Regions from separate parts of the Homo sapiens genome. Here region 2 is linked to region 1. Evidence: read pairs that join two places in POLR2A ChIA-PET (ENCODE). Cell type or tissue: OCI-LY7. All regions are shown on one strand. Each heading gives the region's core, and the rest is flanking DNA. Links, peaks and the distances in the headings are about the cores only. Region 1 overlaps IRAK2 (interleukin 1 receptor associated kinase 2). Region 2 overlaps BRPF1 (bromodomain and PHD finger containing 1).

The links. Peaks named below come from ENCODE experiments on the same cell type or tissue, not always from the same donor. Only the 100,000 strongest peaks of a DNase experiment are listed, where the experiment ranks them.
Region 2: POLR2A ChIA-PET joins it to region 1 with 6 read pairs; 3 of 35 experiments call an interaction of 5 or more read pairs at or near these places.

What each region holds. Positions count from the first base shown.
Region 1 is chr3:10,230,307-10,246,214 of GRCh38, forward strand. IRAK2 (interleukin 1 receptor associated kinase 2) reads left to right here. Exons shown (of 13, transcript NM_001570.4): 11 at 4,153-4,353; 12 at 8,442-8,733; 13 at 11,810-13,439. The coding sequence ends at 11,922. Among named protein-coding and RNA genes, the nearest start is that of TATDN2, 10 kb to the right of the region's middle. RefSeq lists an enhancer at 3,802-4,404 and a silencer at 12,250-12,319. In OCI-LY7, for the core only: no CTCF peak of the experiment used is centred there; a DNase peak (open chromatin) is centred at 12,225.
Region 2 is chr3:9,732,266-9,748,173 of GRCh38, forward strand. BRPF1 (bromodomain and PHD finger containing 1) reads left to right here. Exons shown (of 14, transcript NM_001003694.2): 2 at 1,866-2,474; 3 at 6,734-7,693; 4 at 8,514-8,676; 5 at 9,043-9,174; 6 at 9,760-9,906; 7 at 10,679-10,988; 8 at 11,313-11,636; 9 at 11,959-12,243; 10 at 12,743-12,890; 11 at 13,308-13,444; 12 at 13,547-13,665; 13 at 14,035-14,189; 14 at 14,901-15,750. The coding sequence starts at 1,876. The coding sequence ends at 15,084. Among named protein-coding and RNA genes, the nearest start is that of BRPF1, 8.5 kb to the left of the region's middle. RefSeq lists an enhancer at 26-585. In OCI-LY7, for the core only: no CTCF peak of the experiment used is centred there; no DNase peak of the experiment used is centred there.

The sequences.
Region 1 (15,908 bases), core at 9,658-14,657:
TGTTTGTTATCATTTTTGGAGATAGGGTCTCCTATCTCCTATCTTCTTTGTCACGAAGGCTGGAGGAGTGCAGTGGCATGATCATAGCTCACTGTCACCTCGAACTCCTGGGCTCAAGGGATCCTCCCACCTTAGCCTCCCGGGTAGCTGGGATTATAGGCATGAGCCACTGTGCCTGGCATCTGACAGGTTTATTGAAGGTTAAATAATATGTGAGATGCCTAAAATAGTAACTAGAACATAATAAACAATATATGTTAACTATTAGTATTATCATTATTATTTGAGATAAGGTCTCTGCCACCCTGGCTAGTATGTAGTGGTGCAATCATGGCTCACTGTAACCTTGTACCCCTGGCCTCAAGTGATCCCCTGCTTTAGCCTCCCAAGTAATTGGGACCACAGGCACGTGCCGCCACTCCTAGCTAATTTTTATTTTTATTTTATTTATTTATTTTTATTTTGAGACAGAGTCTTGCTCTGTCGCCCAGGCTGGAGTACAGTGGTGCAATCTCCGCTCACTGCAGCCTCTGCCTCCTGGCTTCAATTGATTCTCCTGCCTCAGTCTCCCAAGTAGCTGGGATTACAGGCATGGACCAACATGCCCAGCTAATTTTTGTATTTTTAATAGAGACAGGGTTTCACCATGTTGGCCAGGCTGGTCTTGAACTCCTGACCTCAAGTGATCCACCTGCCTCGGCGGCCTCCCAAGTACCTGGGACCACAGGCATGTGCCCTCACGCCCAGCTAATTTTTAATTTGTTATTTGTAGAGATGGGGTCTTGTTACGTTGCCCAGGCTGATATTGCTATTATTTTAACAGCTTTTAGGATACTGTTATAATTATTATATAAGTAAATATAAAACCAAAATAATTATAGCTGTATAGCAGAAAATAATATAATCCAAACTATTAGCAGGAGTTACCTTTGGAGAGTAGAAATGAAAGGTAAACTTTTGTCCCCAAATTTTAACCACTTATGTTTAATTTTAATTTTTTTTTGAAATGGAGTCTCCCTCTGTGGCCCAGGCTGGAGTACAGTGGTGTGCTTTTGGCTTACCACAACCTCTGTCTCCCAGGTTCAAGCAATTCTCCTGCCTCAGCTTCCCATGTAGCTGGGATCACAGGTGTGTGCCACCATGGCCCAGATAATTTTTGTATTTTTAATAGAGATGGGGTTTTGCCATGTTGCCCAGGCTGGTCTCGAACTCCTGAGCCCAAGTGATCCTCCTGCCTTGGCCTCCCAAAGTGTTGGGATTACAGGTGTGAGCCACCGTGCCCAGCCAAAAGTTGCTTTTTAAGGGTGGTTTGTTTGAAACTAGACCCCAAAAATGTCCATATATTACTTTGGTTATGTTTGTTTTTTTCATTTTTAAAAAAAAATTTTATGTGGAGATGGGATGTCACTTTGTTGCCCAGGCGAGTTTCGAGCTCCTGGGCTTAAGCATTCGCCTGCCTCAACCTCCCAAAGTGCTGACATTACAGGTGTGAACCACCACGCCCGGGCATGGTTATGTTTCTTAAGACTCTTATTCTTGGCCGGGCACGGTGGCTCAAGCCTGTAATCCCAGCACTTTGGGAGGCTGAGGCAGGCGGATCACAAGGTCAGGAGATCGAGACCATCCTGGCTAACATGGTGAAACCCCGTCTCTACTAAAAATACAAAAAAATTAGCCGGGCATGGTGGCGGGTGCCTGTAGTCCCAGCTACTCGGGAGGCTGAGGCAGGAGAATGGCATGAACCCAGGAGGCGGAGCTTGCAGTGAGCCGAGATCGTGCCACTGCACTACAGCCTGGGCGACAGAGCGAGACTCCGTCTCAACAACAACAACAAAAAGACTCTTATTCTCTCACAACCTCTCCCGCAATGCCCTTTTTCATTTTGGATGTCGTTGGATTTTTGCATAGACTAGGTCATTTGCCCTATGTAGACAGACTGTCTCACATTCTGGGTTTTGCTCATTACATCCTGTGGTCTCCTTCCCTTGTTTCTCTATTCCTCATATTTCCTATATTTGGCAGTTAGCACTTGTGACTTGTTTAGAGTCATGGTCATTGCCTTTGTCAAGAACACTTCCTGGAGGCGCTGTGAGCCTCCCATTGCTTCACTACACGGGGCGTAGCCTGTTGTCCTACTTTTAGTGCTAAGACCGATCAGTGTGTTAAGGTTTTAGTGCTAAGATTGATCAGTGGTTTCAGGTGGAGCTGCCGACTCCTCCATGGTGAAGTTCCCTCGACATCCTTTCATCGCGTGTTCTCAGTCCCCCAACCCCTGTTTAAACACTAGGTGTCTTCTGTAGTTTTTTTGATTATCGTCATAGTCTTTGCATCAAGATACATAGCAATGATGGCAGGTTTCCATTTGGGGCAAATTGTGAGACCCTGCCTCTAGAAAAGAAGAAAATAATACACTTCTACTGTTCTTGATTATCAGCTTTAAACACTAGTACACTTTAAAAAAAAAATAAACATTTAGGCTGGGTGCAGTGGCTCACACCTATAATCTGAGCACTTTGAGATGCCAAGACAGGAGGATTAGTTGAGCCCAGGAGTTCAAGACCAGCCTGGGCAACATAATGAGACTCCATCTCTACAAAAAATTTAAAAATTAGCCAAGTACAGTAGCATGTGCCTATAGTCCCAGCTACTTGGGAGGCTGAGGTGGGAGGATCGATTGAATCGAGGAGGTTGAGACTGTAGTGAGCTGTGATTATATCACTGTGCCCGGCCTATTTTTATTTTTATTTCTTATTTATATTTTGAGACGGAGTCTCACTCTGTCGCCCAGGCTGGAATGCAGTGGCGCAATCTTGGCTCACTGAAGCCTCTCCCTCCCCAGTTCAAGCAATTCTCCTACCTCAGCCTCCCGAGTACCTGGGACTATAGGCACGCACCGCCATGCCCGGCTAATTTTTTGTATTTTTTAGTAGCGACGAGGTTTCACCGTGTCAGCCAGGCTGGTCTCGAACTCCTGACCTCGAGTGATCTGCCAGTCTCGGCCTCGCAAAGTGCTGGGATTACAGGCATGAGGCACCGCACCTGGCCTACAATACATGTTTTTACAATATTTAGTATGTTTGTAACATTCATATATGCTAATCATATATACCATATTACTCATGAAATATACAATATAATTTATATTAAATATGCTTACATATTTGTATAAAATTATTATATAGCATATGTTCTATTGTATGCATAGTTCAGATTGCTGCATTTTATGTGGTACAAAATATAAAATATATGTAAATACAAAATGTATAAGAAGTATAGACATAATATTTTCTTTATAGTGGCTCTCCTGTTATGTATATAGGTCAGAATCCTACATTTGAAATGTTTGTATCATAAGAGATTGTCCATGTAGTTAATAAGATTAAATTATTAAGTGCTTATCATGTAGTAAGTGCCATATAAATGGTAGCTATTATTACTATTAGTTATTATCACTAAAAGACTATTGAATGTTCCGTGTCAGATGTCACTCTCTGTGCTTTAGGTGCACTGTTTCATTGAATGGTTGTGTTAGTCCTAGGTGTAGGTATTTTATTATTTTTTTGAGACAGAATCTCGCTGTCACCTAGGCTGGAGTGCAGTGGCGTGATCTCAGCTCATTGCAGCCTCCGCCCCCCACCTCCCCCACCATAGGTTCAAGCAATTCCTCTGCCTCAGCCGCCCTAGTAGCTGTGATTACAGGCGTGCACTACCAAGCCCAGCTAATTTTTATATTTCTAGTAGAGACGGGGTTTCGCCCTGTTGGCCAGGCTGGCTCGAACTCCTGACCTCAAGTGATCCACTCGCTTCTGCCTCCCAAAGTGCTAAGATTACAGGCTTGAGCCACTGCGCCCGGCCCTGGTGTAGGTATTTTTGTTGTTCCCATTTTCCTGATGAACCAACCGAGGCCTAGAAAAATTAAGGCCCCACGTTTGTGGCATGAGTTCACTATGGAGTGCCCTGTGCATGTAGGAAATCGAATCCTTCTCCATTTCTTGGGGGTTTTACTTCTTTCTGGAATCCTTGCATTTATTCTTACGATGTCCGGTCGGTTTTCTGAGCATTTTTTGCAGCTCTGGAGGTGAGTGGGGCGCGTGCGTTGGCTCTCGCAGCTCTGCAGCTCACGCAAGGGCGTTTCTACCCTTCTTCCCACAGAAGGACTTACTCCTCAGTGATATTCCAAGCAGCACCGCCTCGCTCTGCTCCAGGAAGACGGGCGTGGAGAACGTGATGGCAAAGGAGATCTGCCAGAAGTACCTGGAGAAGGGCGCAGGGAGGCTTCCGGAGGACTGCGCCGAGGCCCTGGCCACGGCTGCCTGCCTGTGCCTGCGGAGGCGTAACACCAGCCTGCAGGAGGTGAGCCTCGCCCGCAGCGGCCTCGCTGCCTGGGCCACGCGTGGGTCCACCTCATCGGGGACGGCCCCTTCGCAGAGGCCTGGTGCACAAACCAGGGTTGTGCTTGCTTGCAAGCCGCAGAACCTCCTAGAGCTCCCATCAGCCAAAGGGCGGTGTAGGGATGGATAGTGCGGAGCCCGAGGACGGGTATTGCAGGGCCTCAGGGCGCAGGACCAAACCCGTGGATGTTAACTGAACTCGATGAACTCTCTGTGAATCGGCTTTATTCCCCCTTCTCTATAGGCCCCTTCCCCTTTCCTCTGTGTTCTCTGGAGGGAACGGCTCTGCCCGCAGTTTATAACAGAGAGATGAGCCTCCACCCTGAGTCCCACCACAGAGGGAGAACCTGATTGGCTGAACTTGGGTCAGTTGTTTACCGCTTGGCCAATCAGGCATGGTGGGGCGGTCCAGCATGCAAACCGGGCTGCCCAGGGCTCCATCCCTGGATGGTGTCGGCGCCAGGTCCCAAAGAAAGGGAGTGTGCTCAGCCCATGCACTAGGCGGACGTCCTAGAAAGCAGCCACTACACGGGGTAAGAGATTTTTTTGGACATGAGAAGTAGCCGTGGCTTCCATGGTAAAAGGTAATCAAGAGACTACTGCTTGATCTTTTTTTTTTTTCTTTTTGAGACAGAGTCTCCTTCTGTCGCCCAGGCTGGAGTGCAGTGGTGCTATCTCCAACCTTCGCCTCCCGGGTTCAAGTAATTCTCTTGCCTCAGCCTCCCGAGTATCTTGAATTACAGGCATCAGCCGCTCTGTCCGGCCTTGCTTGGTCTTTCTAAGGACAAACTCTCCACTGCCTGGGAGGACCCTTAGAAATCATCTAGCAGAGTGATTTTCAAGTGGTGTTGGGCACAGAGGGGCTCCTTGAGAATACTCAGGAATTGCTGTTGGCAGCAAGAGGGGTTGGGGGAGGTGCAGGCCCCCACCTGTGACTCGGACCAGACACCCACTTTTGACTTCTCTCAGTTACTGTATTGGGTTCTCTGGAAAGGGTTTGGTAGCTGGAAAAAATCTTCAATAACCACTGCTGTAGCCCAAGCCTCCCATTTTACAGAAGGGCAAGTGAAGGGCCACAGACGAGAAGATGAGGCCACAGAACTTGTTTTTGTCAGAGCTCTCTGGACTCCCAGTTCAGCCTTATGTCCATCGTCTTGCGCTGTCACGTGGCAGGAGCTGGAGGCTTCAGTCTTTGTTCTCAGCCTTTGCTAGCACAGGTGTCCCCCAAGTGTCCATGTGCCCCGATGTTCAGTCATTCATTCCGCAGTTGTACACTGGGGCCAGGGGACACATCTGTTCGGGAACAAGGCAGACCCAGGTCCACGCTCCTGGAACTCATGGACATTGCATAGTAATTGTCTTTGTGGTGAGCGCCAGGACAGTGTATGATGAGGACCCCACCCTGTTGACCTTCCTGAGGAAGGGGGGTTTAAGCACACGAAGAGCAATCCAGGCAGAAGGAACACCCTGCAAATGGCCTGAGCTGAGAGAGAGCTCAGCACGTTCAAGGGCCTGGAAGAAGGTCCGAAGGGCTAGAACACAACACATGGGGCACAGTGGCTTGTGTTGGGTGTGTCGAGGAAGGAGTTGTCCAATGATAGAAGGCTTTGTAGGCACAGTAAGGATTTTTGCAGAGCCACTAAGGTTTTTTTTTTTTTTTTTTTTTTTTTAACAGAATCTCACTCTTTCACCCAGGCTACAGTGTAGTGGTGCAATCTCGGCTCACTGCAACCTCCACTTTCCAGGTTCAAGCAATTCTCCTGCCTCAGCCTCCCGAGTAGCTGAGATTGCAGGTGTGTGCCACCACACCCAGCTAATTTTTGTATTTTTAGTAGAGATGGGGTTTCACTATGTTGGCCAAGCTGGTCTCGAACTCCTGACCTCAGGTGATCCACCTGCCTTGGCCTCTCAAAGTGCTGGGATTATGGGCCTGAGCCACTGTGCCCAGCCTCACTAAGGTTTTTAAGCAGAGGTAGGACATAATCAGTTTTATATTCTAAAAAGTTCTGTCTCCTTCAACCAATTATTCTTTCAGTAAGACTTTCATTCTTTTATTCATTCCATTATTTTGTTCAGTGTGTCACTTAAGGTGCAGGTGAAACTGCTATAACAAGGAGACTGCAAAATGCAGTGGTTTAAATAAGATAGATGTTTATTCTCTTTAGTGTAACAGTTTGAATTTACGCAGTCCAGTGTTAATGTGGCAGTGCCACAGTATTGGGGACCCAGGCTCCTTCTATGTTGTTTGTTTGCTATCCTTACCATGTGGCTTCCATGTCAGGGTCTAAGATGGCTGCTGTTGCTCAGGCCATCACACCTGCAATCCAGCCAGTGAAAGAGGGTTAAAAGGAAAAGGTGGACACACTCCCTTTCTTTTAAAGATATAACCTGGAAATGCATCACTTTTTCTCACATAATAGAGAGCAGAACTTAGCTACATGGCCACGCCTAGCTCCAAGGAAATGCGGTCTTTAGATTGGCAAATATTTATTGGGCATCTACTGTGAAGATTTATCTCAAGAAGTAACATGTGACCTGGGCCTTGAAGGATGAGACGTTTGCCACGTAAAATAAAGGGGATAGGGCACTTTAGGTGTAAGAAGAGGTAGGAGATGGCCTTAGCTCTTAGTACATCACAACCAAGCTGGGAAGATGAAAGAACAGCTGGGTCAGGGACTGGAAGATAATAAGCAGGCCTGGGTTTGATGGTCACCTTTGCCATTTACTGTACTGGCTGGGTGGCTTTAGGCAGGGAACTTAACTTTTCTGATCTTTTAATTTTTTATTTATAAAAATTCATGCATTGTGTATGAAATGGATACATTAGTGGCCGGGTGCGGTGGCTCACGCCTGTAATCTCAGCACTTTGGGAGGCCGAGGCGGGCGGATCACGAGGTCAGGAGATCGAGACCATCTTGGCTAACATGGTGAAACCCTGTCTCTACTAAAAATACAAAAAATTAGCCAGGCGCGGTGGCGGGCACCTGTTGTCCCAGCTACTCAGAAGGCTGAGGCAGGAGAATGGCGTGAACCCGGGAGGCAGAGCTTGCAGTGAACCGAGATACGCCCCTGCAGTCCGGCCTGGGCGAAAGAGCGAGACTCTGTCTCAAAAAAAAAAAAAAAAAAAAGAAAGAAAGAAATGGATACATTAGTATACTGAATTTTTTGCAAGGCACTGAGGAGATGAGATTTGTTATTGTTATTACGGGTATAAGGGTATGTATGTGTGCTCTGTGTGTGTGTGTGTGTGTGTGTGTGTGTGTGTGTGTGAAGAAGAAACATTCCTTCCTTGCTTCCGTCTAATTTTCCTAACCTCCCTAACCACAAAAACCTTCCAGGGCAACATCTATATTATTTGTGCTTTTTTGATTGAAAGTGTTAGGAACTTAAACTCTTACACACACACACGTGCACGCACACACACACAGACATAGGGAGGGGGAAGAATATGAATGAGTGAATTAGCGAATGAATGAACTTAGTGTCTCATTTAACCAAACAACAGAGAGGACAGGCATTGCTCTGGTTTCAGGGAAGTTAGACCCAGGATCTCAAACACCAAAGGTACAGCCATTGTGTCTCTCTGTCTGTGGCTCTCTCTTCGTTGCTTGCCTCTGCTTTACTCTGTGTTGAGCTTTCATTTTCCCCTACTGTAAATGGGTTTTCTGGGTGTAGTGGGGCGTCTGGTTCTACCACTAGAGAGGAAAGGCTGGAGGTCTTTCCCCAATAAGCTCTAGGTGGAAAAGTTTCAGGGAAGGATTCTGATTGGCCAGCTTCGATCACATGCCCAAATCTAGACTAATCCCTATGGTCAGAGGAGTGGGGTACTATGATCTGCCCATGTTGGGTCACGCCGTCTCATCTATGACAGGGCGGTTGGTGGGCAAGCACAGGTCTTTTCAAAGGAAGGGTGTGGTTTTTTCAGACAAAACAACCAGCATTAGGTTCTTCAGTCTGCTCCCCGCCCCCTCTCTGCTGGGAGGCCAGATGTTAGCATTTCTATTTCAGAGAGAATTCCTGATGAGCTCCCTTCTCTCTCTTCTCCCAAAGGTGTGTGGCTCTGTGGCTGCTGTGGAAGAGCGGCTCCGAGGTCGGGAGACGTTGCTCCCTTGGAGTGGGCTTTCTGAGGGTACAGGCTCTTCTTCCAACACCCCAGAGGAAACAGACGACGTTGACAATTCCAGCCTTGATGCCTCCTCCTCCATGAGTGTGGCACCCTGGGCAGGGGCTGCCACCCCACTTCTCCCCACAGAGAATGGGGAAGGAAGGCTGCGGGTCATCGTGGGAAGGGAGGCTGACTCCTCCTCTGAGGCCTGTGTTGGCCTGGAGCCTCCCCAGGATGGTAAGCCGGAAGTCAGAGTGCATTTGGATGCTCATGTGTGTGTCCCCAACTTCAGCCCATCATTTTTTCTTTCTGTTGCCTTCATTCACTCCTTCATTTGGTTATTCAGCCATTCACCAACCAGCCAGTTTTTCACAGAGAAACCTGGGAGGCATCCTTGACACCTCCCTCTCCCTGCCCTGGACTGTGTCCGGTTAATCACCCAGTCCTGTCCATTGGCCTCCAAAATCTCTCTCACCTCCATCTACTTCTCTGCGTTCCCCCTTTGTCTGAGCTCCTGTCCTCAGGGGACTGCATAGCTTCCCTGAGTCCTCCTCCATCCTGGCCCCTCCCTCACTAGGTCCTTCTCCAGGAGCCAGCCAGAGTAGCTTTTAAAAACACAGTGCCGGCCAGGCGAGGTGGCTCACACCTGTAATCCCAGCACTTTGGGAGGCCGAGGCGGGTGGATCACCTGAGGTCACCCTGGCCAGATCACCTGAGATCGAGACCAGCCTGGCCAACATGGCGAAACCCTGTCTCTACTAAAAATACAAAAAAATTAGCTGGGCATGGTGGCGCGTGCCTGTAATCCCAGCTACTTGGGAGGCTGAGGCAAGAGAATTGCTTGAACCCGGGAGGCAGAGGTTGCAGTGAGCCAAGATTGTGCCACTGCACTGCAGCCTGGGCGACAGAACAAGAGTCCGTCTCAAAAAAACAAAAAACAAAAAACTCAATGCATGTCATCCCTCGTTCAAAGTCCTCAAGGCCCCATGTGGTCTGTTCCTGTCTGCCTCTCCTCTCAACACAAACACCATCCTCACCAGTCACTTCTAAAGATATCTTCCAGGCTGGGTGCGGTGGCTCATGCCTGTAATCCCAGCACTTCCAGAGGCTGGGGTGGGCAGATCACCTGAGGTCAGGAGTTCAAGACCAGCTTGGCCAAGATGGTGAAACCCTGTCTCTACTAAAAATACAAAAATTAGCTAGGCATGGTGGCGTGTGCCTGTAGTCCCAGCTACTTGGGAGGCTGAGGCATGAGAATCACTTGAACCCAAGAGGCGGAGGTTGCAGTGAGCCGAGGTCGTGCCATTTCACTCCAGCCCTGAGTGACAGAGTGAGACTCCGTCTCAAAAAAAAAAAAAAGAAGATACTTTCTGGCTGGGCGCAGTGGCTCACGCCTGTAATCCCAGCACTTTGGGAGGCTGAGGCGGGCAGATCACGAGTTCAGGAGTCCGAGACCAGTCTGGCCAATATGGTGAAACCCCATCTCTCTACTAAAAATACAAAAATTAGCTGGGTGTGGTGGCAGGCACCTGTAGTCCCAGCTACTTGGGAGGCTAAGGCAGGAGAATTGCTTGAACCCGGGAGGTGGAGGCTGCAGTGAGCCGAGATTGCACCACTGCACTCCAGCCTGGGTGACAGAGGAAAACTGTCTCAGGGAAAAAAAAAAGGTACCTTCCATTCCTGCCACTCAGGTCCAAGGATACCAAGTTTCTTTCTGAAATAAAAAATTAGGAAGCCCCCCCCCCCCCCCCCCGCCTTTTTTTTTTTTTGTTTTGAGACAGTGTTTCACTCTTGTTGCCCAGGCTGGAGTATAATGGTGTGATCTTGGCTTATGGCAGCCTCCGCCTCCCGGGTTCAAGTGATTCTCCTGTCTCAGCCTCCCGAGTAGCTGGGATTACAGGCATGTGCCACCATGCCTGGCTAATTTTGTATTTTTAGTAGAGACAGGGTTTCTCCATGTTGGTCAGGCTGGTCTTGAACTCCCAACCTCAGGTGATCCGCCCACCTCGGCCTCCCAAAGTGCTAGGATTATAGGTATGAGCCACCGCACCCGACCAGGAAGGCCCTTTCAATGCAGTGTCCCTGTCCCTTAGTAAACATGGTTCAATGAATGTCCCAGGCTCTGACCACTCCTGTTTCTCTTTTACTCCTCCTGCCATGGGGAGGGGAGAGGAAGAAGAAAGACAGGATGTGAGCATTTTTTTCACTCCACCCTCCCACCCCTCAACATCATAAATAGGAACAGGGAAACCCTCTCCTTTCTGGAAGGCCAGGGTAGGTTGCAGGGCTTCCTGCAAAGACAGAGGAGATGAAAATGCTCATTACAGCTGGGTGCAGTGGCTCATACCTGTAATCCTAGTACTTCGGGAGGACGAGGTGGGCTGATTGCTTGAGCCCAGGAGTATAAAGATCAGCCTGGGCAACATGGTGAAAACCTGTCTCTACGAAAGATGCAAAAATTAGCCAGGTGTGGCCAGCCAGGCATGGTGACTCACGCCTGTAATCCTAACACTTTGGGAGGCTGAGGCGGGCGGATCACGAGGTCAGGAGATCGAGACCATCCTGGCTAAGATGGTGAAACCCCGTCTCTACTAAAAATACAAAAAATTAGTTGGGCGTGGTGGTGGGCGCCTATAATCCCAGCTACTCAGGAGGCTAAGTCAGGAGAATTGCTTGAACCCAGGAGGCAGAGGTTGCAGTGAGCCGAGATTGAGCCACTGCACTCCAGCCTGGGCAACAGAGTGAGACTCCATCTCAACAAATGATAAATAAATAAATAAATAAATAAATGGGCTGGGTGCTGTGGCTCACAGGCCGGGCGTGGTGGCTCACGCCTGTCTGTAATCCTAGGACTTCGGGAGGCCGAGGCGGGTGGGTTGCCTGAGCTCAGGAGTTCAAGCCTAGTCTGGGCAACACGGTGAAACCCCTTCTCTACTAAAACACAAAAAAATTAACTGTGTGTGTCGTCCAGCCTGAGCAACAGAGTGAGACTCCATCTCAAAAAAAAAAAAAAAAAAAAAAAAAGCCAGGTGTGGTTGTGCACGCCTGTAGTCCCTGCTACTCCGGAGACTGAGGTGGGAGGATCACCTGAACCTGTGAGGTCAAGGTTGCCTTGAGCTGAAATTGTGCCACTGCACTCCAGCCTGGGCAACAAAGTGAGACCCTGTCTCGATAAAAAAAAAAGAAAAAAAAAAAAAGAAATGCTCATTACACTCAGGGCCTGATTCAGAAACCTGATTTAAGTGACTTTAAGAATTATAATAATAGTAACTTTCATTCAAGTCGCTCTTGTTTGCTTTCTGTTGAACATCAGTTACAGAAACTTCGTGGCAAATTGAGATCAATGAGGCCAAAAGGAAACTGATGGAGAATATTCTGCTCTACAAAGAGGAAAAAGTGGACAGCATTGAGCTCTTTGGCCCCTGATGACCGGAACACAGCTGAGGACCCTTGTCCTCAGTTGGAAAGATGAGCATCAGATCAAGAAAAAGGTCTGAGGCAGAATCCAAGATCTGCCAGGAAACACACAACAAAACATCTGCTGTCCTGGGTGGGAGGGAAACTTCATTTCACTGGAATGAGTTGGGAGAGAAAGGCCCTCAGCTTTTAGAGACACAAAAATCCATGAAGTCTCTTCCTTTCTGGGCTTTGTTAGTCAGAGCAGGGGATCAGAGGAGACTGAAGCAGAAACCCTGCACACGGGCCCAGGATGTGGCTGATTTTGTGGTTCCGGGGAGTATGTGATGATAATCACCCCCAGCAGATTCCATTACCTCAGCAGCTCTTGTTCCCCCGCCACTGGCAGTTCTGCAATGCCATAGCATTTTCCAGAGCTAAGATCTCTGGGTTGTATTTGCTGACAGCCTGCAAGCTTGCATGCTCTGAAAGATTTTTTTTAGTTTTTAATTTTTTTGTAGAGATGGGGTCTCGCTTTGTTGGCGCAATCCTCCCACCTCAGACTCCCAAAGTGCTGGAATTACAGTTGGGAGCCACTGTGCCTGGCCTGGAAGACTTTCAACTTGTGTCTCAGTGCAGTTCTTGACTCACCTCTCTGGGCCTCAGGTTCTACAAATGCCAGACACCTAGCGAAGAGCTCTGCAGGCTTTCCACTGCCTGTATTGGAAATCTTGCAATTCACATAATTATTCAGTCACTGCCTGGTACCTTTATCTTCCCATCCCACTAATGTTAGTGTTTTTTAATGGAGCTTTTATTCTGAGAATATGTGTTTGTCTGTTTGTTTGTTTTTTGAGACAGAGTCTCACTTTGTCACCCAGGCTGGAGTGCAGTGGCACGATCTCAGCTCACTGCAAGCTCTGCCTCTCAGGTTCAAGTGATTCTCCTGCCTCAGCCTCCTGAGTAGATGGGACTGTAGGCACCTGCCACTATGCCTGGCTAATTTTTGTGTTTTTAGTAGAGACAGGGTTTCACCATATTGGCCAGGCTGGTCTCGAACTACTGACCTCGTGATCTGCCCGCCTTGGCCTATCAAAGTGTTGGGATTACAGGCTTGAGCCACCGCACCCGGCCGAGAATATGTGTTGTTATTTATGACTGGATTATGAAGAATCAGGAGAATGCATTTCATGTCTGATTCTGCTGCTAATTAAGTCAATCATTTAATTTTTGGGACCTCAGTTTCTTTGTAAGTAAAATAACACCTGCTTGTTCTTCATCCCTGGGCTGTTGGGAGGAACAGATGAGACAGTGGCTATAGAAGCACTTGGAAAATGCACTTGTCCTGTTTTGTAAAATAAAAAGGTATTAAATGTGTATTTCTGCCATGTACCTAATGATTATTCAGTGCGTATATATCTGAAAAGTCATGTTGCAAATCTTTCTGTGAAACAGATGCTATTTTAAATTCACTGGGAGAAATATCCTATTTAAAGTAATCTATAGTAATTTCTTTTTATATAATAAAAATATATTTGTAAAGTCGACAGACAACTTGTAATTAGTTTTGTGTCTGGAAGAATTTGTTTAGAGAAGGCACTCTGTATCCTTGAGATGGGGTAGCAAAGAGCTAGGATCCTGGCTCTTACTGTTGACTGTTAATAGCTGCATGATCTTGGGCCCAGTTAGGGAGTTACTCTGAGGCTCTGTTTCCTCATCTGTACAATGGGAAAAAGAAAACGTACGCATCTTGTAGGGTTGTTGTTGGATGGGTCCTGCCTGGTGAAACATTTGGCAGCTCCCCAGTAAGGACAGCTTTGGCTTGATGTGTGATGTAGCTGAGCTGGGTCCCAGTCCAGGTGGACAGTGATCTATACAGACAGCCCTGTCTTCAGCTCTGGTGTCTGTGAGGATTCAAGGTGAATGTGCATTTTGTGCCCCAAATGGGACCTGGCCTGTTGCGAACACTTTACAATTATAAGCAGAGTGTTTCCAGGGCTGTTTGCGCAATAGAGGGCTGACACCAATAGGTTTGTGGTTATCCAGACATACTTACATTTCTAGACTAGGATTTCATATATTTTTGGAGAAGTCAGTAAATCCCCTTGGGACTTGGATGAAAGCTCTAGACCTTTGCTACATACAGACATACATACATATGCGTTCTGAGTCCATGAATTCCAGACCTTCATGGGCACCATGATGTCTTTTCATGGATCCCCCGTAGGGAAGCCCTGAATTATTTTTTTTTAGGTTAATAGAGGATTTAAAAATCTAAACAGTACAAAGGTTCCATGGTGAGAAGGCAGGCTTTTTCTCAATGGGATCTTAGTCTCCAGTTTCTTGTTCCCAAAGGCAACCACTGTCACTAGGTTGGAGTATCCTTCCAGAGGTGATGGAAAACAGAGGTGATGCTCAACTTAGTCATCAGGGAAATGCAAATCAAGACCTCTATGAGATGCCACTTCACATTCACTAGGATAGCTATAATCAAAAAGACAAAAACAAGTGTTGGCCATGATGTGGAGAAATTGGAGCCCACACACACTGTTGGTGGGAATTGAAAATGGTGAGCACTTTGGAAAACAGTTTGGCACTTCCTCAAAAGGTAAGAATTTCCATATGACCTAGCAATTCTACCCCTAGGTATCTACCCAAGAGAAATGAAAACATGTCCACACAAAAGCCTGCACACCAATGTTTATAACAGCCAAAAAATAGGAACAACCTAAATATCCATCAACTGATAAGTGGATACATGAAATGCGGTCTATTCATGCAATGGAATATTCAGCCATAGAAAAGAATTAAGTACTTGTGAAAAGTAAAGTAGAGGTTCCTCTTCAAAGACTTTCCTCCCCATCTAATTAGGAATAAATAGTAACTTCTCTTAGAAGCAAAATTTATTCAAAGACCTAACATTCTTAAATACCTGCTAGCCATAATAAATCAATGTACTTTATGTTCTTAACTCCCACAATTTAGCCTAAATATTTGCCCTGGCACGGTTATACTGGTGCAAGCAAGCATTAAGTCATAGCCTGTTCCTCTTCCTTATTTGAAAGTGTTTTTACCTTTCTCAGCATTCCACAAGTTACTTCCTCCTTCCTTTGTTCTCCTCTGCTTTTGCCTCTGAAAAAATTCTAAGTTGTTAGCCAATCAAGACAAATACAGAATGTGAAGTCCCGTTTCAGCCAATGGAAACTGGACCCAGAGGTAGGGTGGATACGTCAGGTTATAAATGACCCTGTCTCCTTTGTTGGGTGTACTCGTGGCAAAACTGCTGGCGAGTGTACCCTTTCTGCAGAAAGTGTAAAAATGGCCTTGCTGAGAAAATTATTTATGTTCAAGTGCTATTTCTTTATGGCACTGGGGAACAAGCATTTCAAACATACTGACACGTTACAACATGGATGAACCTTGAGATCATGGTAAGAAAAAGCAAGTCACATATTGTATGATTCCATTTTTAATTTTTTCAGAATAGGCAAATCTATCAAGACAAACTAGATTACAGTCTTGCTGAAATTACAGGAGTGAGCCACCAGGCCAGCTGGTCATACACCTGTTTTCTTTCTTCTTTTTTGTTTTGAGACAGAGTCTCCCTCTGTTGCCTAGGCTGGAGTGCAATGGCACGATATTGGCTCATTGCAACCTCTGCCTTCCAGATTCAAGCGATTCTACTGCCTCAGCCTCCTGAATAGCTGGGATTACAGGCACATGCCACCATGCCCTACTAATTTTTGTATTTCTTTTTAGTAGAGATGGGGTTTCACCATATTGTTGAGGCTGGTCTTGAACTCCTGACCTTGTGATCTGCCCACCTTGGCCTCCCAAATTGCTGGGATTACAGGCGTGAGCCACCATGCCTGCTGCTCATACACTTTAAATGAGTGAACTTTATGGTATATAAATTATATCTTAAAGCTGTTAGAAAGGAACACACAAAGTGGTTACCCTCAGGCATTTGAAAAAAGAAAGCCACATTTACCTTTGTATGCCACTCCTCTCTATTT
Region 2 (15,908 bases), core at 4,123-9,122, 500 kb before region 1:
TGCATTGCTTCCCAGCAGGCATCCTGGGGCAACAGTGTATCTTTCGGGGCTGCCCGGGCTAGTGGCAGGCGGGGAGCCTTGTTTCACTTGTTACACTTCCACAAAGGGGAAACGCCGCCGCATCCGGAGAGTGGGCTGCGGGCACTGCCGGGGCCCAGCCCTATCCCTCCGGCCCCCGCCCCTTACTTCCTCCAGCCCCCTGAGCTTCAGGGGCAGATGCAGCCGCCATTCTCCTTGGGCCCTCCCCACGGGCTTTCTGGTCTAAGTTCTCGTCTCCCTCGCCTGTGCCTCTGCTGCCGGGTTCCAAGGGGAGATTGCTGATTCGCTGTGCTACTTTGGGAACCATTCACCCGGGACCCAGCTTGGAAAGAGGAGAGCTTGTTTGTGCTTCGGTTGGTTTATGTTTAAAGACACAGCCGCAGGTAGGAAATAGAAGAGTTGCAGTTGGACGTGTAGCGTTACTGATGTGAAAATCAGGAGCCGTTGACAGTGGAGCTGGAGCAGCCCACTTGCCTGGTTAAGGCACAGGTGGAGAGGCCAAGAGGGGTTATTTTGTCAGGGAGCTCATGATAGCCCTGCCTGGCTGGGATGGTGCCAAGCCCCTAGCTGAATGGTTGAACTCAACTAGGCCGAGAGAAATTGGGGCAGTCTCTGACCAAGCTGGGCTTCCTGAGGCCTGGTGCCATCTGCTGTCTACACTCACCCAGGAATGTTGGGGAGCGGGGAGGGAGGGCCCCTGCGGACCAGCATGGAGCTGAGCATGCCTAGATTGTCGCGTTCGTGTTTGTACCCTTAGGGCCTGGCACTTGGTAGTCACTCAGTTGATGTGTGAGTGGGTGAACAGCTCAAATGTAATACAAGCTGCTGTCACTGACTAAATGACCTCAGTTTTCACTTTGTTTCACAGTACATCTCCTACCCAGTACCAGGGCCAGGCTCCCCATAAAGACCTCAAAAGTAAATGAATTCTTTCTGTGATCCAGTGATTTCTGCAGGAGTCCAACGCTAAAGCATTAGCCACCCACCCATTCAGCTTTCTACATGGCCTTCATCCCATCTGAGCTCTCAGTCTGGTGATCCCCTCATTCAGCTATTCGTTCAACAGGTCATTCATTCGTTCGCCAAAAACTGAATGTCCAGTGCATGCTAGGTACTGGGGATACAGAGGTGGATAGGCTCTGGTACCCTTGCTACACAGCTCCCAGTCCAGGGGGGAGACAACTTTCAGTATGTCAAGTGCTGTGGTAGAGGTGAGAATGGAATGCTGTGGAAACAGCTCCCCATGGGAGAGTCAGAGAAGTTGTGTCAGAAGTGACATTTGAGCTGGTTTTTTGAAGAATGAGTAGGAGCCCACCAATCAGAAAGTATGGAGGGCATTCCAAATAGGGATCATTTTGCAGGAATGAGAGGTTATAACATTCAGGGAATGGCAAGATCCCCTGTGTAGACAAAAACAGCTGTAACTTGTAAAAAGAAAGGAGGACTAGGGCCAGTCAGTGAAAGGAGCTCTTTGAATGGCATCATAGAGAATTTGGAATATTATCTTGAAGGAACTGGGAGCATCAGGAGGCTTTTAATGAAGAGAGTGTCATGATCATTACTACCTGGTAGAAAGATCATTCTCCTACATGATGTGAGATTGGGCTAAAGAAGTTGAGACATAGGGCAGGATAACCAGGCAAGAGGTGATGAGGGCCCAGATATGGGCTATGGTGGAGGAGATGGCATTTGGAGACACTGTAGAGGTAGGCTGGCCAGAATCTGGTGACTCCAAGTGAGGGGGAGGGCTAGAAAGACTGGGGTCTCTGGTGCAAATGGCCAGGAACTCATCCCCAGCCTTATGTTAACTGATCTGTGTATTCTAGATGTGACAGCATGGGGGTGGACTTTGATGTGAAGACTTTCTGCCACAACTTGCGGGCGACTAAGCCACCATACGAGTGCCCGGTGGAGACCTGCCGAAAGGTCTACAAGAGTTACAGTGGTATTGAGTACCACCTGTACCACTATGACCACGACAACCCACCACCCCCACAACAAACTCCACTCCGCAAGCACAAGAAAAAGGGGCGCCAGTCACGCCCAGCCAACAAGCAGTCACCCAGCCCCTCAGAGGTCTCACAGTCACCAGGCCGTGAGGTGATGAGCTATGCACAGGCCCAGCGCATGGTGGAGGTGGACTTGCATGGCCGCGTCCACCGCATCAGCATCTTTGACAACCTGGATGTGGTGTCAGAGGATGAGGAAGCCCCCGAGGAGGCCCCTGAGAATGGCAGCAACAAGGAGAACACTGAGACACCAGCTGCTACTCCCAAGTCAGGCAAACATAAGAACAAGGAGAAGCGCAAGGACTCCAACCATCACCACCACCACAATGTTTCTGCGAGCACCACTCCCAAGCTGCCAGAGGTGGTCTATCGGGAGCTGGAACAGGACACCCCTGATGCCCCACCCCGGCCAACTTCCTATTACCGGTAAGGCCACCTCTACCTTGCAGCTCTGGAAAACTGGTCAAGCAGGGCTCACTAGCCAGAGAGAGGTGAGAGGCACAGATAGAAGAGTGACAGGAATAAAGAATAGTGAAAGAACACTGATTTTGCCAGGGCAGTGAGTGGAATGGTACGCCACTAATGCACTTACTCTACAGTGCCACACGCTACTCCTTTATTTTATTCTCAAAACTCTCAGGTAGGTATTTTTCTCATTTCACAGATGAGGAAACTATGGTCAAGAAAGGGTGCCAGATTTATCCTTTTTTTTTTTTTTTTTTTTTTTGAGACAGGGCCTGGCTCTGTCACCCTGCCTGGAGTGCAGTTGGCTCACCCCAACTTCCTCCTTCCGTGCTTAAGTGATCCTCCCACTCAGCCTCCTGAGTAGCTGCAACTACAGGCACATGCCACCATGCCCAGCTAGTTTTTAAAATTTTTTGTAGAGATGGGGTTTCACCATGTTGCCTAGGCTAGTCTTGAATTCCTGGACTCAAGTGATCCACCCACCTCAGCCTCCCAAAGTGCTGGGATTACAGGCGTGAGCCACTGTGCCTGGCCAGACTTATCTGAAATCACATGCCAGTAGATAGCTGAACTGGGATTCAAACTCAGGTCCCTCTGACTCCATAGCTGTACTGTTTCCACTGTGGCAAAACATCCTGTTTCTGATTCCTGGTCCTCTCCATTTCCTTATGCATGACCTTGGGAAATGCATCCAAATTAACGTGTGTTTTAAGGACCCCATCTGCAGAGCAGATACGGTATTTCTCTGTCTCCCAAAAGGTAGAAGACTAGGATCACTGATTTCATAAGGTACTAAAAGCACTTTGTAAATCTGCAGAGGTAATTCTCCCACTATTTGTTCTGTTATTGTCATCTGTCCTTTAACATGTTTAAGCAGTATTTTATACTTAAACAATATTTAATACTCCTCCAGTGGCCCTTTTATTTTTGTCATTTAATTGTTTCTTTAACATGAGGTAAAAGATGAAGGGATATGGGGGGCAGTGTGGTGCTGAAACTACATGGAGAAATCCTGGCTGAAGGATGGCACTAAAACCAAGTGTAAAACCTCTCTGAAAGTTGGCATCCAAGGCAAAAAAGGCATTCTGATGAGTTAATTTGCCAAGAGTGTAAGTTTGTTTTCAGCTACTTAGAAGGCCTGGTCTCTGAGGAGGATTTGTCATAAAAGCTTTTATATGAAAAGCATTTTTTACCAAAAGTGCAGTCCACATGATGTTAAACCTCCATTTTTTTTTTTTTTTTTTTTTTTTTGAGACGGAGTCTCGCTCTGTCACCCAGGCTGGAGTGCAGTGGCGTGATCTCGGCTCACTGCGACCTCCACTGGGTTCAAGCAATTCTCACGCCTCAGCCTCCCGAGTAGCTGGGATTACAGGCACGTGCCACCACACCCAGCTAATTTTTGAGTTTTTAGTAGAGATGGGGTTTCACCATGTTGGCCAGGATGGTCTCGATCTCCTGACCTCATGATCCACCCGCCTCAGCCTCCCAAAGTGCTGGGATGACAGGCATGAGCCACCGCGCCCGGCCTAAATCTCAGTTCTTTAAAAGCAAATCTGGAAACAAGCAATATGGCCTGTAGCACTTTCTTCTCTCCACTGTTTGAGTTTAAGCCCATCTCCCACTTCCTCTCCCATTCTTTCATCTTTTCAGTCCAACTCCACTTCCTTCTGGCTTTCCACAGTCTTTCTCTTTTCTGTTCACACTGACTGCCCTACCCACCTCTGCCCTACTCCAAACACACAGACCCCTCTTTGGACTTCCCCTCCCTCCCAATGGCCCTTGAGCTCTCTCTGCTCTAACAGGCAGCCCAGCCCAGCTCATTCAGCTGCTTTTCTTCCTCCCTCCACTTAGACTGACTCTTTCTTTCTGGGGATCAGATATGTTCTTCAGGGGAGCAGTTCTCAGCAGGTACACTGCAAACAACTGAGATGTGTATTGCATGGAATTTGTTACCACTGTTGGTAAAACTGCCCAAGTTTTGGAAACGATTTACTTTTTATATAAATTGAGAAGATTTGAGGTCATCTCTCTAATAGCATCACTTTCTCTTGCTTGCATTCTAATATGCTTCCTTGAGGGGGAGAGAGAGGGTGGCATGTCAGCTGGTGTGCCAGGAATTATACGTGACATGCAGCCTACCTTATCTGTACTGCAGCCTGTAATCTGGGTGCCTGTGGGAGTGTGTTATGCACCATCACATAATGTCACGTGTGTCATGGCAGAGAAAAGGGTGAGAATTGGTGCTGAAGAGAGCTGGTGCCAAGGCCTGGAAGAAGCCAGATGGTTCACACCATCCATGAGTCATACCCTTGTTCAAAGATAGGGAGGTTGCAGTCACCTTGGGGAAGAGGTAAAAGGCTAAAAAGGAAGAAGCTGCTTCCTACAATGTTTCAGTCTCTCTCCTCCCTTCCACCCCCAAAATGCCTTTCAAATGAACAGTGATGAGTGCCTGTATCTGTATGGCGAATCAGACACAATCCCCACTTCTATCGTGTAGTGGAGGAGTTAGACACATACACAGCTATAATGCTAGGAAGGTGGGTAAAGGCCATACAAAAACTAATAAGTTAACATTTATTGAGTGCTTGCTGCACACCAGGCACTGTCCTAAGCACTTTACCTGCATTAACTCATTTAATGCTCAGAATAGCTATGTGAAATAGGTTCAGATTATTAGCATCACCACTTTACAGATGAACAAACAAGGCTCAGGGAGCTTAGCTCACTTGCCCTCTGTTAGACAGCACCCAGGCAGTGTGGCTCCAGAGCCTGTGTGTGCTGGCCCACTCTAGCAGCCAAAGTTCCATTTCCCACATAAGAGGAGAAACGAGCTAATGTTTTTCTAGGGCCTGCTGTGTGCCACTTGACTTAGCTCATTCATTTTTCAAAACAACTTTTTAATAAAAAGATAAATGTACATATTTGCACACGTCTGTATGTGGTCACACATGACTTAGTGGTTAGGTGGCATTTTACACCAAGGTGCTCACACTTCCTTCCATGGGCCTGCTGGGGGTTGCTGGAGCCTGATGGGGTAGTAGGCACTGGGCAAGGTAGTATATAAATAAATGTAAAGGCCAAGAGTTTGTGGCCTATTCATTTTTATAATTCCATATAACCCTGACAGTTTCTTTGTGAGTGGGTAGTATTATCCTCGTTCTGTCATCAGTAAAACTGAGGTTTAGTACAGCAGTGATGTCCTAAAAGTCATAAAATGGCAGAGGCAGGATTTAAATCTGGTTTGCTTAGAAGCCAAAGCCCCATCCCTTCCTTTGTACCCTGTAGTTTACAGTGCCAGAGTCTAGGCCACCTATAGCATGCCAGGCAAGGAGCACCTTCTCTGTGTGACAAGCACCGAGAGCAGCCCTCAATTCCAGGCCTGTTGGCATAGTAAGTGATACAGGTTGGACATTAAGAGCACTGGGCTGGAGGTTGAATGCCTCTGCCTCTGCCACTCCCTTGTTATGTGACCTATCTATGTTTTGATTAACTTCTCAAAGCTTAAGTTTTCTTATCTGCAAAATGAGGACAACAAGAACACTAACTCTATGGCTGTGGTAAGAATAAATGTAATAGTTAAGCACAATGCCTGGCTCATAGGAAATCCTCAGTAAACCTTAGCTATTATAATTGTTATCTCCCAAGGCTATCCAGTGAACAAACATAGCACCTAGAGTTTGACGGAGCCTTGAGCTGATGCTGACACTAGCTGAGAGAAGATCCATGGCAGCTCTAGTCGAGGCCCTGCCCACCAGTGCTAAAACAACTTATATGTAATTTGTCAATGACATCCAATGACCTTCCTTCTTCCCCGATTCTTCGTACCATCATCTGGACCACTCTAAGGGGTACTAGCTGCCCCACCTTCCTCCTTTTAGAGGAGGCTGGCTGAGCCTCTGCAACCCCAAGAAGATGGTGTCACATATAGCAGCTAGGACATGAGCTTTGCAGTGGCAGACCTGGGTTCACATCCCAGCTCCACCACTTTCTCACAAGTGAGCTGGGGCCAGGTGATTAACCTTCCAAGCCTTAGGTTTCCTTTTCAGCAAAATAGAAACGATGATAGTACCTATAATATCTGGAGTTAAGGTGAGGATGAAATGAGACAACACATCTGAAGGGCATAGGCACAGAGTAAGTGCTCAATGGCAAATGACCCATCATCTTTAAGGGAGGGAAATCTCAACCATGTGATGCTGAGTTCCCTGTTTGTACCGTAGGTACATCGAGAAGTCTGCAGAGGAGCTGGACGAGGAAGTAGAGTATGACATGGACGAGGAGGACTACATCTGGCTGGATATCATGAATGAGCGTCGGAAGACAGAGGGTGTAAGTCCCATCCCGCAGGAGATCTTTGAGTACCTAATGGACCGACTGGAGAAGGAGTCGTACTTTGAGAGTCATAATAAAGGCGACCCTAATGCGCTAGTGGACGAGGATGCTGTTTGCTGTATCTGCAATGATGGTGAGTGCCAGAACAGCAATGTCATCCTCTTCTGTGACATGTGCAACCTGGCCGTGCACCAGGAGTGCTACGGTGTCCCCTATATCCCTGAGGGCCAGTGGCTGTGCCGCCGTTGCCTGCAGTCACCCTCTCGTGCTGTGGATTGTGCCCTGTGCCCCAACAAGGGCGGTGCCTTCAAGCAGACAGATGACGGGCGCTGGGCCCATGTGGTGTGTGCCTTGTGGATCCCTGAGGTCTGCTTCGCCAACACGGTCTTCCTAGAGCCTATTGACAGCATTGAGCACATCCCACCAGCTCGCTGGAAGCTCACCTGCTACATTTGCAAACAACGGGGCTCAGGGGCCTGCATCCAGTGCCACAAGGCCAACTGTTACACAGCTTTCCATGTGACATGCGCCCAGCAGGCTGGCCTTTACATGAAGATGGAGCCTGTGCGGGAGACAGGCGCCAACGGCACCTCTTTCAGTGTCCGCAAGACAGCCTACTGCGACATCCACACGCCTCCAGGTTCAGCACGCCGACTGCCTGCCCTGTCCCACAGCGAGGGTGAGGAGGATGAAGATGAGGAGGAGGATGAGGGTAAGGGCTGGAGCTCAGAGAAAGTCAAGAAGGCCAAGGCCAAGTCCCGGATCAAAATGAAGAAGGCACGGAAGATCCTGGCAGAGAAGCGGGCAGCAGCACCTGTGGTGTCAGTGCCCTGCATCCCACCACACAGGTATGTGGGGAGCCGGTGGACAGGCAGATGAGGGAGAAAGGAGCCTCCAGGAGAGGAGCTGGCAGCCTCCTGAGTGGAATGGCAGGGCTGGGCTATCTTCCCAGGAGCTGCATAGAAGTTAAAAAGAACATATTTTCAAAACAGATAGTTGTCTTTAGCAGGTCACCTGACTTTCACATTAAGAGCCAGAAATGTCAGCTTTTATCTGGCATAGCTAACAGGCGTTTTGGAACTGCCCTTCATTTTGATGGTGTGGTTTGTTAAGTTGGGATGGAAGAGGATGGAACTGCCACTGGCAGCAATGGAAAAAATGGTCTGAATATGAAGAAACAAATAGAATGAAAAGCGGGGAAGGGGAAGCTCAAGAAGTTGTGAAGTGGTTACTGCTGCTCATTTGGGCTGTGATGGCCAGGGATTTTTTTAGTTCTCTTGTGCCGTTTATTTGATTTACTATATATTTCTGCTGTACAGTTGTACTTCATTTTAAAACCTTCAAAGGCTCAGTCTCAGTGGGGCTCCCAGGGTCAAATAGTACTCTGGGCTGCAGTGACTAGAGCAGTCTTAGGGGCAGAAGTCCCTGATTGCTGGTGTACAGGGTTAGGGATCTGGTTTAGTGCTGGGAGCTTGGTTTCCTGTCTGCCACGGTACCACTGATGGCACCACTCTTTCTTCCTTGCCTTAAGTCCAGAGTCCCAGGCCTTTTGGACAAGAGATCCTCTCCCTTCATCCCCATTCAGGAACTTTCACTGGCCAGAGACCCTTGCTCTGCTTAAGAGAATCAGGGCCCAACAAGTTTTACTCTTTGTTTCCTGCCTCCCAGGCTTAGTAAAATCACCAACCGCCTGACCATCCAAAGGAAGAGCCAGTTCATGCAGAGGCTGCACAGCTACTGGACACTGAAGCGGCAGTCACGGAATGGGGTCCCATTGCTACGTCGCCTGCAGACACACCTGCAATCTCAGAGGAACTGTGACCAAGTTGGGGTACTGTGTCCAGTTCCCTGTGGGCTCTGGGAACTAGCGCCAGGGGGACGAAAACCAAAATTTGCAACTGTAGTTTCCAGTGTCAGAGGGCTTAGACTCTTTCCTCCTTTAAGCTAGCCCTCAAACCAGGATCAGCATGGAATGTTCAATGAAAAGATGTTGTTCCTATGTGTTTATGTATTCATTCAACAAACACATACCAAGCATTTATTCTGCCAGGCCTTGGGGACACACAGATTGAGGCACTACCAATAAATTACTGTGCTCCCTCTTTTGGCTTGACCTGAGTTTCCTGGGCTCTCTTCTCCCTGTTGACCTTTCCTCTGGCTTTCTAATCATCCTCTGATCTTCGTTTTGCCTCTACAGAGAGATTCTGAGGATAAGAACTGGGCCCTTAAAGAACAGCTCAAGTCCTGGCAGCGGCTCCGGCATGACTTGGAGCGAGCTCGGCTGCTCGTGGAATTGATCCGCAAGCGGGAAAAACTCAAAAGGGAGACGGTGAGTGCTCCTGGGCCAGCCCTATTTTATAAAAGAAAAAACAAAAAATTAGCCAGGCATGGTGGCAGGCGCCTGTAGTCCCAGCTACTCGGGAGGCTGAGGCAGGAGAATGGCGTGAACCTGGGAGGAGGGGTTTGCAGTGAGCCAAGATCGTGCCACTGTACTCCAGCCTGGGCGACAGAGCGAGACTCCGTCTCAAAAAAAAAAAAAAAAAAAAGACCCAGGAGAAGGAATAGCGTGTGTACCCCAGCCAGATAGCAGCAGGGCTGACGCTGGAGTCAGGTCTCCTGGTGCTCGGTGTGCTTTTAGTTCTGCTGGAAGCAGAATGTCACAGGAGCGTATGAACAGAATCCTCAGTTATGTGACATAGGTAGCTGGTGCTGGTAGTTCAAGAAAGGGGGAAGCCAGAATTGTTGGTGCAAGTTTCCCTGGGTGGAGCCTCATAGAAGGTAGACCTGTATGAGTACACCCAGCTGTGAGGGTGGGAAAGAAGGCGGGTTCCCAGGCCAGCTGGGACCATATCCTCAGACCTCTTTGCCACTGAACTGGCCGAGGCCTGGCTGATCAGGCCTTTTTCTATGTTAGATCAAGGTTCAGCAGATTGCCATGGAGATGCAGCTGACTCCTTTCCTCATCCTCCTTCGCAAAACCTTGGAGCAGCTCCAAGAGAAGGACACAGGCAACATCTTCAGCGAGCCGGTCCCTCTGTCTGAGGTAACCGAATTGGACGAAGTAAGAATCCCTTCCCCTCACTCCACCTTCTCTCTGTTCCTCTCCCAGTTGGACCCCTGCTGCAGGTCTGGGCCAGGACTAGATGGGGACCTTGAAGAGAGGGGCTGGTGGCTCTGGGGCAGGATGAACTGGAGCCACATGTATCACCTGGACTCTGTCTTGTCCCTGTCACACCCCAAGGGCCCAGAATGGGAGGCAGTCTGCACTCCTTCCCCAGAGGCAGGGACTGAGTCTGCCAAATGAATAATCCCAGGGCAGGAAGACACTTTCGGGGTGCTGAACCCTAGAACGGAGACTTTAGAAGGCTCAGCACCTAAAGAACCAGCTCTGAAGCCCTAGGTCCTGACTGGCAGACTCTTCTCTCTAAAAGGTATAAAATGAGAGGCCTGAGGCAGCAGCCTCCTTATAAGTTACTGTTAAGTAAAAAGAGCTGTAGGAATGCAAGGTGGTGTTTATTTTCAGAGGAGTCCCCAAGCCATTTTCTTACTAAAGCCTCATATAGTCTAGAAAGTATATTTGGCTCTACTTTCATCATTTTCCAGGAGAGGAAAAGTAGGCCCAGAGAGGTTAAGAGACTTGCCAAAGTCACACAGCTTGTGACTGGTAAAGTCAGGACCAGAATCCAGCTTTCCTTTCCCCTGTGCTATATGCCTGCCTCTAACTGTGGTGGGAGGAGGTTGCTGGATGTGTTTCAGGGGGGCTTGTTAGGAGCAGGGTTCGGGGCAATAAGGAGGATATCTCCACTTAAAACAAACCTGCCCTGCCCTTCCAGGTACCTGACTACCTAGACCACATCAAAAAGCCCATGGACTTTTTCACCATGAAGCAGAACTTGGAGGCTTACCGCTACCTGAATTTTGATGATTTTGAGGAGGACTTCAACCTCATCGTCAGCAACTGCCTCAAGTATAACGCCAAGGACACCATCTTCTACCGGGCAGCAGTGCGGCTTCGTGAGCAGGGTGGTGCTGTGCTCCGCCAGGCCCGGCGCCAGGCAGAAAAAATGGGCATTGACTTTGAGACGGGCATGCATATCCCCCACAGCCTGGCTGGAGATGAGGCCACACACCACACTGAAGATGGTGGGTGATATATCACACACACATATAAGAGGCCAATGCCGGGGATGGACAGCTTTCCAAAAGTCCCCTCCTGGGAGCAGGCAGTGTAGGCAGAAAGCAGCTAGGCTGAGCAGTGGCAAGCTATCCCCAGGAATGCTCCCCAAGAAGCCAGACTGGGTGAATGGATAGCAGTGCCCGCCATTCCACATCTTGGTGCTGCTATTTTACAGCTGTTCCTGGTGAGAAGCCCAGGGGGGATGAGTGGGTTTCTTGCTGCCTGCCCAGGTTCAAGGGGCCCTGAGGGCTGCCCTGAGTCTGACCTTTCCCCTCCAACCCTACCCCTAGCAGCCGAGGAAGAGCGGCTGGTCTTGCTGGAGAACCAGAAGCACCTGCCAGTGGAAGAACAGCTAAAGCTGCTTCTGGAGCGGCTGGACGAAGTGAATGCCAGCAAGCAGAGTGTGGGCCGCTCACGGCGTGCAAAGATGATCAAGAAAGAGATGACGGCACTGCGGCGGAAGCTTGCCCATCAGCGAGAGACGGGACGTGATGGCCCTGAGCGGCATGGCCCCTCGAGCCGGGGTAGTCTGACACCCCACCCGGCAGCCTGTGACAAGGATGGGCAGACAGATAGTGCGGCAGAGGAGAGCAGCAGCCAGGAGACAAGCAAAGGTCTGAATCCCATGGCAAGGTGGACCCCAAAGCAAGTCAGACTTTGGCTCTGCAGCACACACTCAACCCCTGCCATTCCCCAGGCAGAGGTCCCTCCTACACAGCTAGCTGTACTTTCTCCCTCATTCCCCAATCAGGGGCCTCTTAGCTGCCTCTCTGGCTATTTGTATAAGAGTTAATCTTCCAAATTCCAAGCCCCTAAAATGATCTCCCCAACGTTAGCTGGAGTAATGGTCCTATATGCCCAGGGCATGACCCTGGATATCTACCCTTCTCAAATCAGGCCCCTCACCAACTCTCCTTCTTTCTTTCTCTGCTCCAGGCCTGGGTCCCAACATGTCCTCAACCCCCGCACATGAGGTGGGCAGGAGAACCTCAGTTCTGTTCTCCAAAAAGAACCCGAAGACAGCTGGACCGCCCAAGAGGCCGGGCCGGCCCCCCAAAAACCGGGAGAGCCAGATGACCCCCAGCCACGGAGGCAGTCCTGTGGGGCCCCCCCAGCTCCCCATCATGAGTTCCCTGCGTCAGCGCAAGCGGGGTAGGAGCCCCCGGCCCAGTTCGAGCTCAGACAGCGACAGTGATAAGTCCACAGAAGACCCCCCAATGGGTGAGCCTTACCATCACCCAGCCCCCCAAGAGAGTGAGCAAAGCTGCCATTCTTCCCAGCATACTCCCAGTTACCCCTTTATTTGCCCATAAAAGAGCGAGCTAGAAGGGTCCTTAGGAATCCTTTAACTCCACTCACTCATCTTACAGTTGGGAAAACTGAGGCCCAGAGACACTACGACCCAGCTAAAGTCCCATCCAGGGCCCCCTGCCTCCATTGTATCACTTTACCTTTTCTCTTCTCACCTTCCTTGGGGATCTCCTGCCCTTTAAGCCATTTGTGTCCTAAAGCCAGTAACTGCCGAGGGAAGCAAGGGGTGGAGCAGGGCTGTGGCCAACTGTGGTAGACACTGCCCAGAGCTAGCTCTGCTGGCCAAGGTTGGAGGAATTTTCCAGCACAGAAGGGGAACCCAAGCTCCAAGTCCCTCTTACCTCCATGTCATCTCTGATCTACATCTTCCTGACCGGTTCCTTCCCTCCTCCCCTTCCCTTCAACCAAGACTTACCAGCCAATGGCTTCAGCGGTGGAAACCAACCAGTGAAGAAGAGTTTCTTGGTATACCGTAATGACTGCAGCCTTCCCCGGAGCAGCTCAGACTCTGAGTCCAGCAGCAGTAGCAGTAGCAGCGCTGCTTCAGACCGGACCAGGTACCAGCCCTCCAGATCGAGGCCAACCTCAGGGGATGCCCTTCCAGGGCTCTTGGGCCTGTGTAGGTTTCCCTGTTGGAAGTGGGGTGGCAGCCATCTCAGTCTAGATTAAGATGGCTCAAACTCAAGGTTCTCTGCTAAATAAATAAATCAGTGTTACCATTAATAGAACAGAGAGAACCATCCTGGATTAAGGTGATGATTAGAGTATGCACTCCTGCCGCCACTGCTCAGGCTAACCCACCTCTGTTAGGTCATCAGCCTAGCCCCTGTGGGTGTTTGAATTTGAAATTCCTCATATAGCCTCTGCTTTCCAAAAGTCTCAGACCCTGCGGGCTTTAAGAGCTGAGGGCACATACCATGCTGTTCCCCATTCTTCCCCTCCTTTGAGCTGAGCTCCCATTGTCTTGTCCACAGCACAACGCCCTCAAAACAAGGCCGGGGCAAACCCTCCTTCTCTCGGGGCACTTTCCCAGAGGACAGCAGTGAGGATACCTCAGGCACTGAGAATGAGGCCTACTCCGTGGGCACTGGCCGCGGCGTGGGCCACAGCAGTAAGTTCCCTTGCCCAAGGCCAGGGATGCTGGGGACCCAGTGTCAGGGTCTCGCCAGCCCCCCAGCTGCTGATCCACCCCCTCTCCCCCATTCCTGTGAAGTGGTAAGGAAGAGTCTGGGCCGGGGAGCTGGCTGGCTGTCAGAGGATGAGGACTCCCCGCTGGATGCTCTGGACCTCGTGTGGGCCAAATGCCGAGGCTATCCATCATACCCAGCTCTGGTATGCTTGCTTCTGTTACACTTCTTGCTTTCCAATCCCAGAATACAGATTCACAGTTAGCAGACTTTTCCTACTCCCTGCTGAGCTGTGGGGCACAGAGTTTCTTGGTAAGGTAGACTGGTGGGCAGATACAGCTTGAGTACCACTTAGAGGCTCCCACTCAGTTTCTCCATCTCTCCCTTTTGCTTCTCTTTGCTCCTTGGGCTCTGAAATAATTTAGCATGGAAAGAAGCTGAGGGTCAGCATTGCAGTTCTAGTAGCATGATACCCTCTCTGTCCCCACTTCAGACATACTCTCTAAGTTCTTGAGGAGGAAAAGCCTTGGGAGGACATGGACTGAACCAAACTGGGCTCTTATTATATCCTCAGATCATTGATCCAAAGATGCCCCGAGAAGGTATGTTCCACCATGGGGTTCCCATCCCTGTGCCCCCACTGGAGGTGCTGAAACTTGGGGAGCAGATGACCCAGGAAGCCCGAGAGCATCTCTACCTCGTCCTCTTCTTTGACAACAAACGAACCTGGTAAGGAGGGGAGCATTTGGTGTGACTCACAGCCACAGATGCAGCCCTGTGTGGTATGGGGGCAGACTGCCAGGAAACTCCAGCAACAGGCAGACTGGGCTATCACAAGTCAGTGGGGGAGGGACTTAGAACAGTTTTTTGAGCGAAAGGGTTGTGTCGACCATGTGTCTGAGAGGCTGAGTGGGCACTAGTGGACACAGCTATAGCTAGAAACCAAAGGACCATCAGAGACTTATGACAAATATAGAGGTGGCTCCCACCCAGACTCAGATGGCTTCTAGACTTAGTTTTCCCACCTCTGCCTCCACAGTGACAAAATGAGGATAAAGCAGGCATAAACATTCAGGCTCTGAATCCCTGTTCTGTCACATTTACACATGTAGTCTTTTTGTTAATTGTCTGCAGAGGATATTCAATGTCAGTAAAGTCTGCCTAGAGCCTATGGCACAGGGTAGCTATTTCTGGTGAGGTCAGGGTGCCTCCTTTTTGTACCCATAAATACCCTGTGATTACCCTCCCGCCGCCACCACACAGTATAACTGTTGACTGGGCTCTTTCATCTCTAGACCATGAACAGTCCTTTGAGGGCAGGGACCATCACAGAGTCTGGCCAGAGTGGGTGCTTGGGTGGTGTGTTTGAGTGAATAGAGGAGGAAGGCTGGTCCTTGTTCTCCCTGAGATGATTTATTTGATCTTCACCTTATCCTATAGGCAGTGGCTGCCCAGGACCAAGCTGGTTCCTCTGGGTGTGAACCAGGACCTAGACAAGGAGAAGATGCTGGAGGGCCGCAAGTCCAACATCCGCAAGTCAGTACAGATCGCCTACCACAGGGCTCTGCAGCACCGCAGCAAGGTGCAAGGCGAGCAGAGCAGTGAGACCAGCGATAGTGATTGATACTGCTCAACACAGCCCAACCTATAGTGCCCTGTGACTTCTCTCCTCCCCTTTGCTCACTGTCCTGGAGTGGCACCGGCCTCTGCACTGACTCATTTCTGGTCTTGGGGCCAGTCTCAGGGGAAGCTGGGTGGGGGAGGTCCCTCCTGCCCTAAGTGCAGCTGGACTGTACAGAACACTCCAAGGGCCAATGGCAGTTCAGCGCAAGGAGAGGGAGGGCCCACAGGTCAGAAAAAGCTCCAGAGACCTCACAGCATTGTAGGGCGGGGTGGTGGGCCAAAGTTAGGACACTGCGTAAAACAGGCCATCCCACCACCTCTACCTGCTCATGCCAGGAGAATCCATAACTGCCTAGAGGCCTGGGGCCCCTACCGGTCGTGAGGTGAGTGGGCATCTGTCCAGCCTGGAAGAGGGGCACTAGGTGACTCCCTCCCCTGCTGTTGTAAATACTGTAATTATCGGAGAATTTAAATTATTCTCATTTGTAACTGCGTTTCCGGGTCGCGCCAGAGTCATTTGGTACTAAAAAAAAAAAAAAAAAAGACTGGGGGCTGTCCCCATTTCCCTTCTCTTTCCCATAGATTCCCCCACCTTTCAAACTGGTTTGTATTTATTTCAAAGGAAGAAAATATATTGATTCTTAGAAAATAAACTGTCAATTTAGAATTCTTTGTTCTTGCCCCCTGCCAGGGCAAAGGGGATACAAAGGGAGGTTCTGTGCCCCAGGGATGATACATAATTGGGCCCAAGTGGTTGCTGACTGCTGTGCATGCTACATTTCATAAGACACAGCAAAGAGAGCCCCTGTTGCCCATGCATGGAGT